2 separate regions of the Homo sapiens genome follow, and region 1 is linked to region 2. Evidence: chromatin loops called from intact Hi-C (ENCODE). Cell type or tissue: heart right ventricle. All regions are shown on one strand. Each heading gives the region's core, and the rest is flanking DNA. Links, peaks and the distances in the headings are about the cores only.

What was found. Hi-C counts contacts between places; a loop is a spot of excess contacts. Peaks named below come from ENCODE experiments on the same cell type or tissue, not always from the same donor. Only the 100,000 strongest peaks of a DNase experiment are listed, where the experiment ranks them.
Region 1: it touches region 2 in a loop (2.7-fold over the local background); 22 of 110 quality-filtered maps call a loop at or near these places.

Annotation. Positions count from the first base shown.
Region 1 is chr4:54,090,194-54,093,102 of GRCh38, forward strand. It overlaps a transcript of CHIC2 not described here. Among named protein-coding and RNA genes, the nearest start is that of GSX2, 8.5 kb to the right of the region's middle. RefSeq lists a silencer at 1,145-1,244 and an enhancer at 2,831-2,909. In heart right ventricle, for the core only: no CTCF peak of the experiment used is centred there; DNase peaks (open chromatin) are centred at 1,128, 1,728 and 1,955; H3K4me3 peaks cover 1,501 bases; H3K27ac peaks cover 1,004 bases; H3K27me3 peaks cover 808 bases.
Region 2 is chr4:54,216,586-54,219,494 of GRCh38, forward strand. No RefSeq gene overlaps it. Among named protein-coding and RNA genes, the nearest start is that of PDGFRA, 11 kb to the right of the region's middle. In heart right ventricle, for the core only: a CTCF peak has its summit at 1,404 (motif pointing left); a DNase peak (open chromatin) is centred at 1,266; H3K4me3 peaks cover 768 bases; H3K27ac peaks cover 607 bases; H3K27me3 peaks cover 1,148 bases.

The sequences.
Region 1 (2,909 bases), core at 268-2,767, 130 kb before region 2:
TATATATTTTTTAGATGAAGTTTTGCTCTATGGCCCAGGCTGAAGTGCAGTGGTGCAATCTCGGCTCACTGCAACCTCCACCTCTCAGGTTCAAGAATTCTCCTGTCTCAGCCTCCCAAGTAGCTGCGGCTACAGGCGTGTACCACCACGCTGGCTAATTTTTGTATTTTTAGTAGAGATGGGGTTTCACTATATTGGCCAGGCTGGTCTCGAACTTCTAGCCTCAAGTAATCTGCCTGCCTCGGCCTGCCAAAGTGCTAGGATTATTGACATGAGCCACCACAACCGGCCTAATTTAACCTAAATCCAGAAATAATCCCTTAAATTTTGTAGCTCACAAACGCATCCTCCCTCTTTCCCCACAACATTCCATCAGACTCAGGGAACGTCATCACACATCAACGTCGTCATAGTTTGTATACTGAGTGCTAAGTATGTGCAAGGCGTTGTGCCAAGGGATGTCAGGCTTAACTCACTTAATGCTCACAACCATCCTGTGAGAAGAGGGTCATTATTATTTCCATGGTCAGAGAGAAGGTGGATTCACATCCAGGACCTCCTAAACCCAATCCCAAACTCAGTGGTGCAGTGAAAGGGTGAGGTTGGGTTGGAGATGAAATGGATTTGCACTGATTTCAATGCATCGTCTTATTACGATCAGTGTTTGTCTCATAATCTCCATGCCCCTCTGCTTGAGGACAGAGGCGACAAAACTTGTGTATGACTGGCATTTTGCAAGCTGGTTACACATTAATAAAAGGCCCAGTGGAAGTTCCAAAACAAATGAGATCTAAGCTATCTTGTTCTCACGGTTTCCCAAGCCCAAGTAGAGCCTGGCATACTATAGGCACACCATGGGTGCTCCCTGAGTACATGAACATAAAGATGATCCACAGGTGGGTGAACAATACTGGGGGCAGGTGAAAGGGAGGACCTCGAGGCAATACTGCCAGAGCCCCTCCTGCTTAGAGTGTCCAGGCTTCTACATGGGGAGACAGCGCACCCCCCAGACACTCCCGCCCACTCCTTTCTGGCTCGCTGAGTGACGCCAGTTTCAAGCCTCAGCCCACGCCAGGCTCCAGGACCAGCAGAGCGGGTCTGCGCGGACAGAGGCACTGGGCTGCGCCCGTAGCGCACCCCACCAAGAGGAAGGCGTGCCTAGTGGGGAGGCGGGGCTCCAGGGGCCGGGCACACGCAGACACACTCCTGCTCTCTCTACGCACGTTCTCACACTCTCATTCACACCGCACTCACCCTGTGCACATCCCCAGTTTCTCGTATTCCTCACATTCACACATTCATACACTCATATATTCACACACACCCATGCTCCCAAACACGCTTCACTCACACAGCTCCGCGCACAGGGATCAAAGACCACATTGGGTACAGTGTACACTGCTTGGGTGATGGGTGCACCAAAATCTCAGAAATCACCACTAAAGAACCTATCCATGTAACCTAACACCACCTGTTCCTCAAAAAACTATTGAAATAATTTAAAAATAAAAAAGGAAAAGCAATCTCATTCCCTACCCTCATTCTAATTCACTTTTCACCTCTTCACACACCATCACGCCCACGTACCTTAATCTCACTGTTGACAGTACACTTATGCTCGCGCTCATGCACACTCGCCCCCACCTCGCCTTCGCTCTTTACACGAGCTTGCGCGCAGACACACTCAAGGACTCCCTACCCACTTACACTCACGCATGCGCACAGGCGCACACGCTAACTCTGCCTCCTCACTCGCGCTCGTGCATGCGCATCCGTCGCGGAGAGGACTTTGTGCCTGGTGTGGGAGCGGGTGTTTGGTGGCCTTTGCGGATGGGCTTGTTTTGAGGCTGTGGGGTCAGTGCGATCGTTTAGATTTCCTTGGTTTCCCAGTGAGAAATAAGTTAGCCAGGAAGAGAGAGAGGCGGAGACCCAGGGAGACCGAGACTGGAGGAAGGGAGTAGGTTGAGGTTTTAGAGCCGTGGGAGCAAGAGCGCCGGGTAGGAGCTGTCGCGCAGAGAGCACCTCGCGCAGCCCCAGAGCCTGTTTGTTTACCCTCTTCCTCGGAGCGGCTTCTCCAGCGTCTCATTTCTTCTGCCTCCCTTGCCCTCGCCCAGGTGTGGGACGCGGGCGAGTGAGGACAGACTTACAACCGTCCTCGGCCGCGCAGCACAGGGTTCCCGCGCCCTGTCCCTATGCCCCGGGGACACAGGGCAGGAGGCTGAAAAAGGGACTCAGCGTTAGAAACTATGGTTGGAATTCTCCCCCTGCCACTTGCTATGTGGCCTTGGCCAGTTTACCGTTGTCTCGGAGCCTCCGTTTCCTATCTGAAATAAGGAATCATTCATTCAACAAATATTAATTGCCATCCTAATATATGTCACCTCTGGTCTGGACATTTGGCATACACTGGTGAATACATAAAACAGACCCAGTTTCTGCCCAGGAGCAGTTTGCAGTCAACAAGCATACGGATTGATTATGAAGAGGGCTTTTGAATTAAATAATAAAATATTGCTTTCATCCACTCCAAATGTTTTTCAGCGCTTACTGTGTTCTGGGCACAGGTGAATAAAAACAATCATGTTCCCTGTCCTCATTCTAATTTCAGTCCGTACATTGGACTGGCCCTCAGAACCTTTAATATGTAGGAAAACCAACCACACTAACCAACAAATGGACAGCCAACAAATAAGGAAGTAATAAAAGCACCTACCTCACAGGGTTGCTGTGAGAAATAAAGGAGGCATTAAAGTCTTCAGCCACTGCCAGGCATATAGTAGGTGTTCAATAAATGCTAGGTGTTATCAGGTGGTTAGTATTGCTTAGTGCCTAAAAGGCTCTGCCATCACTAGCTGTGTGACCTTGGTTCAGTCTTTGAACTTCAGTAGTTCAAATAGGGTTCTCCGCAA
Region 2 (2,909 bases), core at 283-2,782:
ATGTTTGAGAATTTCAGCAGTTGATGCAAAGTGGACATTATGAGCCACGGATCTATGTTACAGGAGCCAATTTTAGACATTTTAATTTGAGTGGAATTTAAGTTCAGCTCCTCCCTTATCTCTTTGAAGTTGCTGGGGCCCTGTTGCATTTTAAATCTACTCAAAAGTGCCCATAGGAGCAAGACTCACCAGTCGCAGCCACTGATGGAGTTCATGGCCACCCCTCTCCCTGCTCCTGTCCCTATGCCTTTGTTCATGCAGTTCCCTCTAGAAGAAACACACCACTGGTCGTTCTTCTCTCTCTCTCTTTTTTTTTTTTTGAGACGGAGTCTCACTCTGTCGCCCAGTCTGGAGTGCAGTGAAACGATCTCGGCTCACTGCAACTTCCATCTCCCAGGTTCAAGCGATTCTTGTGCCTCAGCCTCCCAAGTAGCTGGGACTACAGGCATGCGACACCACACCCGGCTAATTTTTATATATTTAGTAGAGACGGGGTTTCTGCATGTTGGCCAGGCTGGTCTCGAACTCCTTGCCTCAAGTGATTCGCCTGCCTCGGCCTCCCAAAGTGCTGGCAATACAGATGTGAGCCACCGCGCCCGGCCCGTTCTTCTTACTTTTTTTTTTTTTTTTTTTTTTTTAATGAGACACAGTCTCCCTCTGTCACCAGGCTGAAATGCTGTGGCTCGATCTCTGCTCACGGCAACCTCTGACTCCCTGGTTCAAGCGATTCTCCTGCCTCAGCTTCCCAAGTAGCTGGTATTACAGGCATGCGCTAGCATGTCCAGCTAATTTTTGTATTTTTAATAGAGACGGGGTTTCACCATGTTAGCCAGGATGGTCTCGAACTCCTGACCTCGTGATCCGCCCACCTCGGCCTCGCAAAGTACTGGGATAACAGGCGTGAGCCACCGCGCCTGGCCTGGTTCTTCTTACTCTTAAAGACAGCTCAGACAGCAGCCCAAGAAGCCCCCCGCCCCGCCCCCCAAATCTCTTAGTTTGGGTAAAGCGCCCCGATTCCGTGTGGTCATGGCTTTATATTTGTCCCTCTTCCTGTTCAAATAACTTGTGCGCCTATATAGGGCCTGGCCCGCGGTGGAATGGACGCGGCTGCAGCTGGAATCGCATCACTCCCTCCTCCCCTCCCCCAGCACTGACATACGAGCCCCAGTGTCCTGAGGATGACTCCAAACAGCGTCGGACCTTCAAGTGGAACCTCAGGCTTGTTAAGGAGTGGCCTGGAACTGCACCAGATTTTAGGGGTGCCTGGGGAGGCTTAGAGATGGGAGACGCCCTGACTTGGTTCCTTTCCAGAACATTTGGGAACACTTGGCTTGGTTTCAGTCACCAAATGCGGACTCGCCCAGGGTGGACTTAGTTCTGAGGTGGCCTCTTGCTCCCTCTAGTGGTTTAGAAATCACTGCAGGCGGGTTAAAGACGGGTCTGGTTTTTCTCCGAGGAGGAATCCGCATTAACCATTTAGACATCTACTGCGCAGTGAAGTCAATTCATGACTACGTTTTTGAGCAATCCAATAATTAACCAAATGCACACACAATAAGGACTTTGGACCGTCTTGTGGATCCTTGGAGGACCTTGGGTTCATTTTACAATGCAAACCTAACAGGCTGTAAGTACCCAAGGGATAATTGAAAATATGCTTTAATCAAAGGCAATCACCCTGTCATTGTCAGCCTGTGAAACATTAGCTCGTGGAGCGGGATGAGAGCACGCAGTTCTCTTATCGCTCCAAGATAACTCCACCAGGATGACAGAAAAGCATCAGATTTGGAGATGTCACCAGTCTGGAGTCTCAGTTACATTCAAATTTCATGATAGCCTATCCTTGGGGAACTGAATTGTCTCTTTTGAACAAAGACAATTTCTTAGTTGAGTGAGTTCAGTCATTTTTTGATTCAATATCAGATCATTACAGTTCCTTTGGGACATAAAAACTATCGTTTCCAGAGGCAGAGGAGTGTACTTTGCTATGTTTGTACCTGCCCTACACACAAACTTCTTATGCAACATACATTTTCTGAATGACTTAAAAATAATAGCTGAATATGGCATCTTTCTTCAGAATTGCACGAAGCTTTAAATATCACCTACTGTGGGGTGCAGCGGCGCATGCCTGTAATCCCAGCACTGGTAAGGCTGTAATGGGAGAATTAGGCTTTGATTTTCGGAGTTTGAAACCAGCCTGGGCAACATAGGGAGACACTGTTTCAATTATAAATAAATAAATATCACCTCCTCAGAGAAGATTTCCTGAGGCAGCAGACCAGCTTGGGCTTCCCACAGTGACGATGGCCTCCCACAGCACTGGGTGACCACAGAGCACTAGTCACGCCTGCCATTTAATGAGGGCCTGGTTTGTTTTCCGTCTGTCTCCTCTGTCCAAAGCTGAGCTCCGTGGTTGGTTGTTTGTCCATGACAGCATGCCAGAGTCTAGCGCAGTGCCTGGTATAAGAGGTGCTGAATAAATATTTGTCAACTGATACAATCTAGGGGGGTAAATGCTGAGGAGACAGACAGCAGAGGAGAGCTGGTGCTGTTTTTTTTTTTTTTTTTTTTGAGACAGGGTCTCACTCTGTCACCCAGGCTGAAGTGCAGTGGTGCCATCTCGGCTCATTGCAACCTCCACTTCCCAGGCTCAAGCGATTCTCCTGCCTCAGGCTCCCAAACAGCTGGGATTGCAGGAGGTCACCACCACACCTGGCTAATTTTTGTATTTTTAGTAGAGACGGAGTTTCACCATGTTGGTCAGGCTGGTCTCGAACTCCTGACCTCAGGTAATCCACCCGCCTCAGCCTCCCAAAGTGCTAGGATTACAGGCGTGAGCTACCGTGCCTGGCCTGATTCTTATCTTAGGGCTGTGAGGGAACCCTTCATTCAGATTATAAGCAGAA